Linked DNA regions of Homo sapiens: region 2 is linked to region 1. The links are chromatin contacts, found by Hi-C or POLR2A ChIA-PET in ENCODE. All regions are on one chromosome and are shown on one strand. Each heading gives the region's core, a stretch centred on a gene start or an enhancer-like site at or near the end of the contact. The rest is flanking DNA. Distances are from core to core; before and after follow the strand shown.

Evidence for each region. Hi-C counts contacts between places; a loop is a spot of excess contacts on that map. ChIA-PET counts read pairs that join two places held with the same protein, here RNA polymerase II (POLR2A). Pooled maps may share reads with other maps.
Region 2: a pooled map shows a loop between it and region 1 (3-fold over the local background). The contact joins two enhancer-like sites. A Hi-C loop is called at or near these places in 3 of 50 pooled maps. POLR2A ChIA-PET finds 5 or more read pairs at or near these places in 3 of 52 experiments (CD4-positive, alpha-beta T cell, WTC11 and activated T-cell).

Annotation. Positions count from the first base shown.
Region 1 is chr10:102,188,260-102,194,063 of GRCh38, forward strand. No RefSeq gene overlaps it. Among named protein-coding and RNA genes, the nearest start is that of ELOVL3, 35 kb to the right of the region's middle. Within about 2 kb of position 1,297, at least 3 of the 41 ENCODE cell types and tissues checked have a DNase peak (open chromatin) inside an H3K27ac peak, as active enhancers do.
Region 2 is chr10:102,658,730-102,664,673 of GRCh38, forward strand. No RefSeq gene overlaps it. Among named protein-coding and RNA genes, the nearest start is that of TRIM8, 17 kb to the left of the region's middle. RefSeq lists a silencer at 2,539-2,598. Within about 2 kb of position 2,547, at least 25 of the 41 ENCODE cell types and tissues checked have a DNase peak (open chromatin) inside an H3K27ac peak, as active enhancers do.

The sequences.
Region 1 (5,804 bases), core at 47-2,546:
AGGATGGCTCCTCTCTGAAGCTGGTCCACGCAATGTCTCTTCTGGTCTCTGAAGCTCTTAGCAGAGAGGGTAGCTCCTTTCTGCCAGCTGGCCATCCCATTGTCTCTAGCTATCAGCAGGGGGAATAGCTCCTCTCTGCATTTGGTCCTCTTGTTGTCTCCCCAACCTCTGCCCTGCTGTGGCTGAGCCCAGGGCTTTTATGTGGCTCGGGGAAGGGAGTGTGTGCTGACTGGTCCACAGGAAAAAGCACCATGAGTTCCTCCTCCAATCAGCAGGAATGGCAGCCTGGCCCCCACACTTCAGGCCTGTCCTGGCATGAAGGTGGGGCTTCACTGGGGACTTGCCCCCTTCCACCCAGGAGCCTGTCTGCCTTCCACAGCCATCCATAGTGCCCAGGCTGCTGGCACCAAGGGGCACCTGCAGGCCAGCACCAGTCACTCTCAGCCCCTCTCAACTTCCCTTCCTGCACTCCTCAGTGCCCAAAGTCCAGAGGGGGGCAGGGCAGCAGGGGACTGGCGTGTCAGCACTGCCCTGAGCTTGCACACACCTGGCAGCACTGTGACAGCCCCTGGACTTGGCCCCAAGCCTGGTCCAAGATCAGAGTGGGCACCGGGAGCAGGGAAAGGCCAAGCAGCAAGAGCAGGGAGAGGCCAAGCAGCAGGAGCAGGCAACTCTGAGCCTACAAGGGCAAGGAGGGGGCCTTTTCAGGCCCCCCAAGAGTGCAGGGATGCCTGGGTCTGCAGCCCCAATTTGGGCGGCTGCAGCACCCCACAGCGGGGTGGGGTTCCTGCCTGCTCTGTGGAACTGGAGGCCTGTATCTGGAGCTGTGGACCAAGTTGCTGCAGCTGCACCCAGGAAGGGATGGATCCTGCCTGCTCCTGGCCCCAACAAGAGCACAGGGAGGCTCAGATCTGCAGCGAACACCTGTAGTCCCAGGTACTCAGGAGACTGAGGCAGGAGAATTGCTTGAACCTAGGAGGCAGAGATTGCAGTGAGCTGAGATTGTGTTACTGTGCTCTAGGCCAGGGAACAAAGCAAGACTCTGTCTCAAAAAAAAAAAAAAGACTTTTGTCAACCACAATCGATGTTTTGCTTTGATTCTTCTCAAAAAGTGACTTACAATCAGCTACAGTCCAGGGCTTGCTTCTTTGGAGGAGTTCATTAAAAGGACTTTTGATTTGCAGGTTTCTGATAACTTTGGGGTTTGTGCCACTGAATTAGAGAGAAAACTTCCAGGACTGTAATTGAAAAGCTGGTGTGTTCATAAAGATTGCTAACTCAATATGAAACAGAGCAAGAGTTGATTGCATGAATTGAAACTGAAACTGAAATAGTTTTTATGGCTTTTTGTTTGAAATATTGCTGATTCTTTTGTTTGTTTGTTTGTTTGAGACGGAGTTTCCCTCTTGTTGCTCAGGCTGGAGTGCAGTGGCGGATCTTGGCTCACTGCAACCTCTGCCTCCCAGGTTCAAGTGATTCTCCTGCCTCAGCCTCCTGAGTAGCTGGCATTTCAGGCATGCATCACCATGCCCAGCTAATTTTGTATTTTTAGTAGAGACAGGGTTTCTCTATGTTGGTCAGGCTGGTCTCGAACTCCTGACCTCAGGTGGTCCACCCACCTCAGCCTCCCAAACTGCTGGGATTACAGGTGTGAGTGACCACGCCCAGCTATATTGCTGATTCTTTTTGTTTTTTCAGAGTCTGAATAATTTTTCCTTTTGAGCTGTTTATAGCCTTTAAGCATACTTTAAGTGTATTAAGTGGAGTATACTTTTTTTTTTTTTTTGAGATGGAGTCTCGCTCTGTTGCCCAGGCTGGAGTGCAATGGTGTGATCTTGACTCACTGCAACCTCCACCTCCTGGGTTCAAGCAATTATCCTGCCTCAGCCTACTGAGTAGCTGGGATTACAGGTGTGCACCACCACTCCCAGCTAATTTTTGTATTTTCAGTATAGATGGGATTTTGCCATGTTGGCCAGGCTGGTCTTGAACTCCTGACCTCAGCTGATCTGCTTGCCTTAGCCTCCCAAAGTGCTAGCCACTGCACCCAGCAAAAGTGCAGTGTACTTTTTAATTTTTTTGAGATGGAGTGTCACTCTGTTGCCCAGGCTAGAGTGCAGTGGCGTGATCTTGGCTCACTGCAACCTCCGCCTCCTGGACCCAAGTGATTCTCCTGCCCCAGCCTCCTGAGTAGCTGGGATTACAGGCGTGCGCCACCATGTCTGGCTAATTTTTGTATTTTTAGTGGAGACAGGGTTTCACCATGTTGGCCAGGCTGGTCTCAAACTCCTGACCTCAAGTGATCCACCAGCCTCAGCCTCCCAAAGTGCTGGGATTACAGACGTGAGCCATCGCACCCAGCTGAGTATACTTTTGTAAACAGAATTTGAGTCATATATCTCTCTCTGCCTAATTTCTCCAAAATTTGTAAACTATTTGTGAATATTCTTAATTCATGGCAATGTATATGTTTGCATATACTTAATAACAACATATTTTCAGCCAGGCGCGGTGGCTCACTCCTGTAATCCCAGCACTCTGGGAGGCCGAGGTGGGCGGATCACGAGGTCAGGAGGTCGAGACCATCCTGGCTAACACGGTGAAACCCCATCTCTACTAAAAACACAAAAAATTAGCTGGGCGTGGTGGTGGGCGTCTGTAGTCCCACCTACTCGCAAGGCTGAGGCAGGAGAATGACGTGAACCCAGGAGGCAGAGCTTGCAATGAGCCAAGATTGTGCCACTGCACTCCAGCCTGGGCAACAGAGCGAGTGTCCATCTCAAAAAAAAAAAAAAAAAAAAAAACCAACAACATATTTTCTTTTGTAACAGGGCACAATTGAAGGAACTGGTTTTATTATCATTATTATTATTATTATTATTATTATTTTGAGACAGAGCCTTGCTCTGTCACCCAGGCTGGAGTGCAGTGGCATGATCTTGGCTCACTGCAAGCTCCGCCTCCTGGGTTCACGCCATTCTCCTGCCTTAGCCTCCCGAATAGCTGGGACCACAGGTGCCCACCACCACGCCTGGCTAATTTTTTTTTTTTGTATTTTTAGGAGAGACAGGGTTTCACCATGTTAGCCAGGATGGTCTCGATCTCCTGACCTCATGATCCACCCACCTCGGCCTCCCAAAGTGCTGGGATTACAGGTGTGAGCCACCACACCTGGCCAGGAACTGGTTATTTTCTCAGGGCTTTGACTGAAATGGTCTTGTGAGATGTTCCAGCAAAGCTGATTTGGGAGAGTCTATATGGACAATGATTCTTGCTGCACTGTGTGTGGGTAATCAGGTCGATTATATGGGACTGCAGCTTATTTTGCAGGTAGATTGGTCCTGCTGTGATTTGTCTTTGGTGGAAGCAGTGGACTGTAGAGAGAAATATCATGTGTCAGAAGAAACTCTACATTAGATTAACCTTTGATCCCTGGATGGCTACATGGTCACCCATGGTATGGAGCTGCCTATGACACCCCTCCTCATTATGAAGCAGCCAGAAAGATAGACAACCAGATTCCTCATGATTGAGGAATTGATCAATAGAAAGGGGGCACTGAAACCAACCCAATAGTCCCATAGACTGTTCTTTTGGATAAACATAGAAATTGACCTTTCTGATCTTAAAGCTTGAACCTTATATTTGTTCTACTTGAGTTCCTTCCTCAGGAAAGGACCCTTAGGCCTTTTAAAAAAAAAAAGAAAACTGAAACTCATCAGATCATTACATTTGGATAGACTTTGGACCCCTCATTCATCGCGATTGCTTTCTTACCCTTCTCTAGTTCCTGTTTGCCTACACATTGTTACATTTCTTCCCTGCTATATAAACCCTTTGTTTTAGTCAGTCAGGGAGATGGATTTGAGGCTGAGCTCCCATATCCTGGGCTGCAGCACCCGATTAAAGCCTTCTTCCTTGGCAATACTTGTCGTCTCAGTCATTGGCTTTCAGTGTGGCGAGCAGCAGGACCTGGACTGAACCCCTCGTGTTTTGGTAACACAAAAAGAAGATGGCTGACTGGAGGCATCTTGCACTTGCCTCCTCCACAAAGAAGAACCAAAATAGCGAATAGATAATAATACTTTGAATCAAGCATCTAAGGGAGACCACTGGAACTCAACAGGGAAGTGACAGGAAACACCTGAGGCACAGGAGGAGAGGGAAGCGAGACAGCCAGCTCTGCAGGCCAGGATTGGCTGGGAGGCCAAGGAGTTTCCCCAGTGTGGGAAAGTGTAAATGAGAGATCCCTAGTGATCCACATTCCCACCTGAAACCCGAGACATGGGAGAACCTCGTGATCCTTGCAGGCCCTGAGAATAGTGTAGGAGCTGCCTGGAGACTGTGTGACGTCAGTGCTCTAGAGAGGGAGCTCACACTGGGTCCCACACCCCTCCTCCATGACCCCTAAGCAGCTGCAGCATGGGATCATTTTTAGAGCTAAGCACCTATCAGACTGCATTCTGTCCTGGGGCCCAACAGCCCTTGCATCTCCACATCTCTGGAGCCTCACTGACATCCACCTGTGTCCACCTGGAGGGCTGAAGCAGCAGACGTGGTTGGACCCAGTAGAGGTTCCCTCTGATGTGGTTGCTCTAGCACACAGTATCTTGTACCCTAGGGAACAGGTAGTATAGCACACCAGGGAAGCTGCCCCTGGGGCAAACAGAGCCAAAACACAAAGTCCCTAGAGCCTGAGGGAGATGGGTTAATGGACACAAACATACAGTTAAATAGAAGGAATAAGTTCCAATATTCCACAGCAGAGTAGGGTGACTATAATTTGCAACAATATATTGTCTATTTCAAAATAGCTAGAAGAGAGGACTTTAAAGGTTCCTAACACATAGAAATGATAAATACTTGAAGTGATTATGAGAAACCCTCACCTGTCCAAAATCAAAGAATGGACTCAGAGACACGAAATGCAGCAGAAGCGAGACTTAATGGCGGTCTTGCAAGATCAGGTGTCCGGTAGGCAGGCATACCCGGGGCAGTTACAACAGGTAATTTATCTCCTAGCACGCAAGGCCCTCCCCCAGCTCCTCGTTGGTCTAGTACTATGGGGTTACAATCTTCCCGGACATCGCCTAAGTTTCATTATCCCCTTATAAGGTTATACCCCAGTCCCCTTCCTCACTTAAGTTTCAATTTCCCAATAATGAAACTTTCTTCCCTTTTATGGGCTGACCCCTCCTCTACATTCTGTTCTCTTATCGTGACTTTCTAGGTGCATGAGTTGTTCGGTTTGTCACATCTGCAGGCTGGCTGCCAGTACACAGATTTATCATGCCTTGAAAATAGACCATTTAAAATATTCTCTCACAAATTCCCTCCTCTTTTCTATTTACTTTCCTCAGTCTCATTTTTATCTAAACCCTTTTGGTCCTGAAATTGCTCTAGAAGTCATTTACTTTCTTCCTCATAGGAGAGTGAGTTTAATTTGGTTTCTAATAGTAGTAGGTTATTTTTCTGGTAAATCATGGGCATTTGTTTATTAATAGCTGTTTCAGGCCGGGCGCGGTGGCTCATGCCTGTAATCCCAGCACTTTGGGAGGCTGAGGCAGGCGGATCACTTGAGGTCAGGCCAACATAACAGCACCCCATCTCTACTAAAAATACAAAAATCAGCCTGGCATGGTGGTGCACACCTGTAATCGTAGCTACTCCAGAGGCTGAGGCAGGAGAATTGCTTGAACCCGAGAGGCAGAGGTTGCAGTGAGCTGAGATCGTGCTACTGCACTCCAGCCTGGGCGATAGAAGGAGACTCCAAAAAAAAAAAGAAAAGAAAAAATAGATGTTTC
Region 2 (5,944 bases), core at 1,297-3,796, 470 kb after region 1:
CCCCATAGGGAGAGGGGACCACTCAGGTCCATACTTCCTTTGGACTTGGGGCTTTGGCCTTGGGAGGGGTGGAGGTGGGGTGGCAAGATGAAAAAGACATCCTGCCCCCATCCACTTCGGCAGAGCTTCTCAAAGTCTCAAGCATGTCTTGGGAGCTTGTTAAAAGGGCCGATTCCTTGCTGTGGCTCACGCCTGTAATCCTGACATTTTGGGAGGCCAAGGCAAATTGCCTGAGCTCAGGGGTTTGAGACCAGCCTGGGCAACATGTCGGAACCCTGTTTCTACAAAAAATACAAGAATTAGTTGGGCGTGGTGGGGCACACCACACCTGTGGTCCCAGCTACTCTGGGACTGAGGTGGGAGAACTGCTTGAGCCTGGGAGGCAGAGGTTGCAGTAGGTCTAGATCAAGTCACTGCACTCCAGCCTGTGCAACAAAACAACAGAGCAAGACCCTGTCTCAAAAAAAAAAAAAAAAAAAGGGTAAGGGTGCTGATTCCTGAGGCCTAGCTTAGACTCATCGGGAATCTCTGAGAGCCCAGGAATTTGCATTTTTAACTCTATTCTCCCATATCCTGGGTTTAGAGAAGTGCTGCCATTGTGGTGGTCAGGGTCCTCCCTGCTGCTTGTCACAGAGGCCACTGCGGGGAGAGGAAGCTGGGACACCCCCAAGGCCCTTCTCTGGAGAGGGGCCTCACCTTCAAAAAGGCTCCGGTTGTTGCCTGATGCTCTGCACAGAGCTGTAAGTCCGCAGCCCATGCACTTCTGTAATCTGCTGGGTGCCTAGTTATCTTTCTTCTTGTTTGGGCAGAATCCGGGCCTGAATGCCACCCACCCCAGGAAGCCCAGGACAAGGCAGACAGCCTTGTAAAGTCCCATTCCTGCCAGGCGCGGTGGCTCATGCCTGTAATCCCAGCACTTTGGGAGGCTGAGATGGGCGGATCACCTGAGGTCGGGAGTTCGAGACCAGCCTGGTCAACGTGGTGAAATTTCATCTCTATTAAAAATACAAAAATTAGCCGGCATGGTGGTGGGCGCCTGTAGTCCCAGCTACTCAGGAGGCTGAGGCAGGAGAATCGCTTGAACCTGGGAGGCAGAGGTTGCAGTGAGCCGAGATCGTGCCACTGCACTGCAGCCTGGGTGACAGAGCCAGACTCCATCTCAAAAAAAAAAAAAAAAAGTCCCATGCCAGTGGTCCAAGCCTCACTGACCCCTAGCCACCCCTCCCCTCAGAAAAATAAAGGCTTGCCGAGCACGTTGGCTCATGCCTGGAATCCCAGCAGTTTGAAGGTGGATGGATCACTTGAGTTCAGGAGTTCAAAACCAGCCTGGGCCACATGGTGAAACCCCATCTCTACTAAAACGAAAAATTAGCCAGGCGTGGTGCCACGGGCCTGTGGTCCTAGCTACTCTGGAGGCTGAAGTGGGAGGATTGCTTGATTGAGGCTGGGAGGTGGAGGTTGCAGTGAGCTGAGATCTTGCCACTGCACTCCAACCTGGGCAACAGAGCAAGATCCTGTCTCAAAGAAAAAAAAGAAAAATAAAGACTTTGGGGCTGGCCAGACCAAACCATAGCCTTGGTCTTGCTAACTGCCTCCGCCTTCCTGCCCTGAGGGAGTAGAGGATGACTCGGGTGGGGTGGTGGACCCTTGCTTCATTGTTCCCCTCCCCAGTGTGGCAGGGAGCCAGGAGCAGTATGACAACAGCTGGCCTACCCCTTCCCTCCCCGTGCACCTGTTTGGGGCTAAAGGGAGTGGGGAAATGACTGGAGCACAGTGCCCCTCCAGCCCAGGGTGCAGGATGCCTGGGGGCAGGTGCCGGTGGACAGTCACTTCACTCCACTCAAATCTGCTTCTGTCTCACTGTCCCTTTCTCCAGTTCTCAGGAGCCCTGAGACATCCCCCGTGCCAAGAGTTGGGAGCCAAGATAAAAAGCTGCCTAATTTCTTTCCCACTTGGCCTAGTTTTGTTTTGGCTGAGGGGAGAGGCCCTTTCCCCAGGTGCGTCAATCCACTGAGATGTGGAGGGGACATTCTGGTGGGAATGGGATGGGCTTGAGCCCCTCCATGTCCCAGCTTTGAAGCCCACTCCAGACAATGACACGCTCAGGCACACATCTATAGGTGAAGCAGCAGCTGCCCAGAGTTGGCTTGGGGGGGGTTCCCTAGGCAGCCAGGGAAGCAGGGAGACGCTAACCCACCCAGCTGTCCCCAGCCACCCAGCTGTCCCTGGCTTTGTAGGAGCAGCTGTCACCCAGCTCCCAAAAGGGTCGGGGCAGAGGAGGCCCAGAAAGAGCTGGGGCTGCCCCAGGGAACAGGCTTATTCAGAAGTCATCGGAGGGGCCTTCTCTGCCCTGAACTGGTGGCCCCTTGGAGGGCTGGCTGCAGCCACAGGTGCCCCAGTGCCCAGCCCTCCCCTCCTGCCTTCCCCCAAAGGCCATCACGCCTCCCCTTTCCGGGAAGGGTTGGGGATCTGACCACGTCTCCCTACCCCACAGACTGGGGCCGACAGCTCCTGTGGCCCAGATGTGCTGAGCCCGCAGCGAGGCCACCGCGAGGGAGTGGGTGGGGGTGGTTTCCTCTGCTGCCTGCCGGCCCCAGCTCTTTCATGTTGCCGCCCTCCCCATCCCAGCCCGGAGCCAAGCAGCTGGGCCGCTCCTGCCCCCTCCCTCGGCCTCGCTCCCAGCTGTCTTTGGGGTGGGGCAGGGCAGCTGGGGAACAGCTGCAAGGCAGGAGCCTGGGGGGTGATGGGTGCCCCCTGCAACTGCCGGAAACGGTCTTTGGGCCAAGAAGGGAGTCTGAAGGGTGGGGGTGGAGAGGGCGAGGCCTAGGGGATGATCGGCTCCACCCCTTCTCCCAGCGCATCTGGCCAGGAGACCCCAGCTCAAAGCCCCCTCCAGCTTCAAAGGGCACCCTGGGGTGGGAGGCAGGAGACGAGGGTGGATGCCCTGACCCACTGAGTCCGCACCCCAGGGCCCCTCTCTCCAAGCTGTGACCTCACCTCAGGGTTCTTAACAGGCCTTGCTAACACTCTCCCACTCAGATCCTGTCATTGTCACCATGGCCTTCCTAAGACACCCTCATCTTCTCCCATCCGAGGGTGGGGGAGAACCAATTCGATTCGCAACTTCAGGACCCAGGACCCATCTAGCCGCCTGGGGGATTCCCTACCCCACCTCTGCAGCCTGTAAATTCTGGGGGAGGAGGCCCTGGAGGGAGGATCAGAGGCATGTCCTTCCCCAACCTCCCACTCTGGCCTACTAAGAAATGGGAGCAGGGCTGACCCTATGAAAGTGTGGGAGGTGAAGGAGCTGGAGTCGTGATTCCTGGGTATCCCCAGACAGACATCACCACACTACAGCCCCTCTTCTAAGGTGATCCCAGCACTTTGGGAGGCTGAAGCAGGAGGATCCCTTGATGAGACCAGCATGGGCAGTATAAGGAGATCCTGTCTCTATAAAAAATTAAAATATTAGGCTGGGCGCGGTGGCTCATGCCTGTAATCCCAACACTTTGGGAGGCCAAGGCAAGCAGATCACTTGAGGTCAGGAGTTCGAGACCAGCCTGGCCAACATGGTGAAAGCCCAACTCTACTAAAAATAAAAAAAATTATCTGGGCCGGGCACGGTTGTTCACACCTGTAATCCCAGCACTTTGGGAGGCTGAGGCAGGCGGATTACGAGGTCAGGAGATGGAGACCATCTTGGCCAACATGGTGAAACCCTGTCTCTACTAAAATACAAAAACTTAGCTGGGCGTGAAGGCACATGCCTGTAATTCCAGCTACTTGGAAGGCTGAGGCAGGGGAATCGCTTGAAACTGGGAGGCGGAGGTTGCACTGAGCAGAGATCGTGCCACTGCATTCCAGCCTCGGGACAGAGCAAGACTTCCTCTCAAAAAAAAAAAATTATCTGGGTGTGGTGGTGGGCACCTGCAATCACAGCTACTGGGGAGCCTGAGGCAGGAGAATCGCTTGAACAGGGGAGGCGGAGGTTGCAGTGAGCCGAGATGGCGCCATTGCACTCCAACTGGGGTGACAGCGCGAGACTCCATATCAAAAAAAAAAAAAAAAAAAAAAGGCCGGCACGGTGGCTCACGCCTGTAATCCCAGCACTTTGGGAGGCTGAGGCGGGAGGATCATGAGGTCAGGAGATCGAGACTATCCTAGCTAACACAGTGAAACCCCGTCTCTACTAAAAATACAAATAATTAGCTGGGCGTGGTGGCCTGCACTTGTAGTCCTGGCTACTCGGGAGGCAGAGGCAGGAGAATGGTGTGAACCCAGGAGGCAGAGCTTGCAGTGAGCCGAGATCGTGTCACTGCACTCCAGCCTGGGCCACAGAGCAAGACTCTGTCTCAAAAACAAAACAAAACAAAACAAAAACCCACAAAAAATTAAAAATTTAACCTGACGTGCTGGCATGTGTGGTCTCAGCTACTCAGGAGGCTGAGGCAAGAGGATCACTTGAGTGCTGGAGGATCCCTTGAGCCTGGGAGGTCAAGGCTGCAGTGAGCTGTGATTGCACCACTGAACTCCAGCCTGGACGACAGAGCGAGACCCTGTCTCAAGTAAATAAAATAAAATAAAATAAATAAAATAAAATAAATAAAATAAAATAAAATAAAATAAATAAAATAAAAAATAAAATAAAATAAAATAAAATAAAATAAATAAAATAAAATAAAATAAATAAAATAAAATAAATAAAATGCCTGGCATGGTGTCTTATGCCTGTAATCCCAGCACTTTGGGAGGCCGAGGCAGGTGGATTGCCTGAGGTCAGGAGTTGGAGACCAGCCAGGCCAACATGGTGAAACCCTGTCTCTAGTAAGAATACAAAAATTAGCAGGGCATGTTGGTGGGTGCCTGTAATCCCAGCTACTTGGGAGACTGAGGCAGGAGAATTGCTTGAACCTGGGAGGTGGAGGTTGCTGTGAGCCGAGATTGCGCCACTGCACTCCAGCCTGGGTGACAGAGCAAGACTCCGTCTCAAAATAAATAAAATAAAATAAAATAAAATATAAAATAAAATAAAATAAAATAAAATAAATAAAATAAAATAAAATTAAAATAAAATAAAATAAAATAAAATATAAAATAAAATAAAATAAAATAAAATAAATAAAATAAAATAAGTCTCCCTGCGTGTTTTTGGAAAATTCTTCCTTGGAGGAGCTTTAGAAACAGTGGTCTCCAGAACCCGGATTCTGGTGCTGGTTCTAGAATCCTCTGGGTCCTGTTTGTTTTTGTTAAGAGGGCAAGGAAGGAAATTGAGAGCACTCTTAGACGGCCTTTGTCTTTTTTTTTTTTTTTTTTTGGGGAGACGGAGTCTCGCTCTGTTGCCCAGGCTGGAGTGCAGTGACGATCTCGGCTCACTGCAAGCTCCGCCTCCCAGGTTCACGCCATTCTCCTGCCTCAGGCTCCCCAGTAGCTGGGACTATAGGCGCCTGCCACCACGCCCGGCTAATTTTGCCCGGCTAATTTTTTTGTATTTTTAGTAGAGACGGGGTTTCACTGTGTTAGCCAGGATGGTCTCGATCTCCTGACCTTGTGATCTGCCCACCTCGGCCTCCCAAAGTGCTGGGATTACAGGCGTGAGCCACCACGCCCGGCCCTAGATTGCCTCTGTCTTATACTCTGTGCAGAAGAGCTGGGGCAGGGCCTGGGGTTCAGGCTTTTCCAGGGCTAAGCTTCCAGAATCTTCTTTGGAGGCTGGGAGAAATGGGAAATACTTCACAGTATGGGGCAGAGGCTGCTAGGGTTGAGGGGCTTATGGTGAGAAGGGATCCGCCTGGACCAGGAAGGGGCTGGCCCCAAGAACATGAGCTTCTTCCTTCAGCTTTAGCTTCCGTCTTTCTTTCCTAACACTGTGTCCTTCCACCTGAATCCCAAAGTCTGTCTTCCTTTCCAGGATAGCATGTGTTCCAACCCTGCTGGAATTCCTACA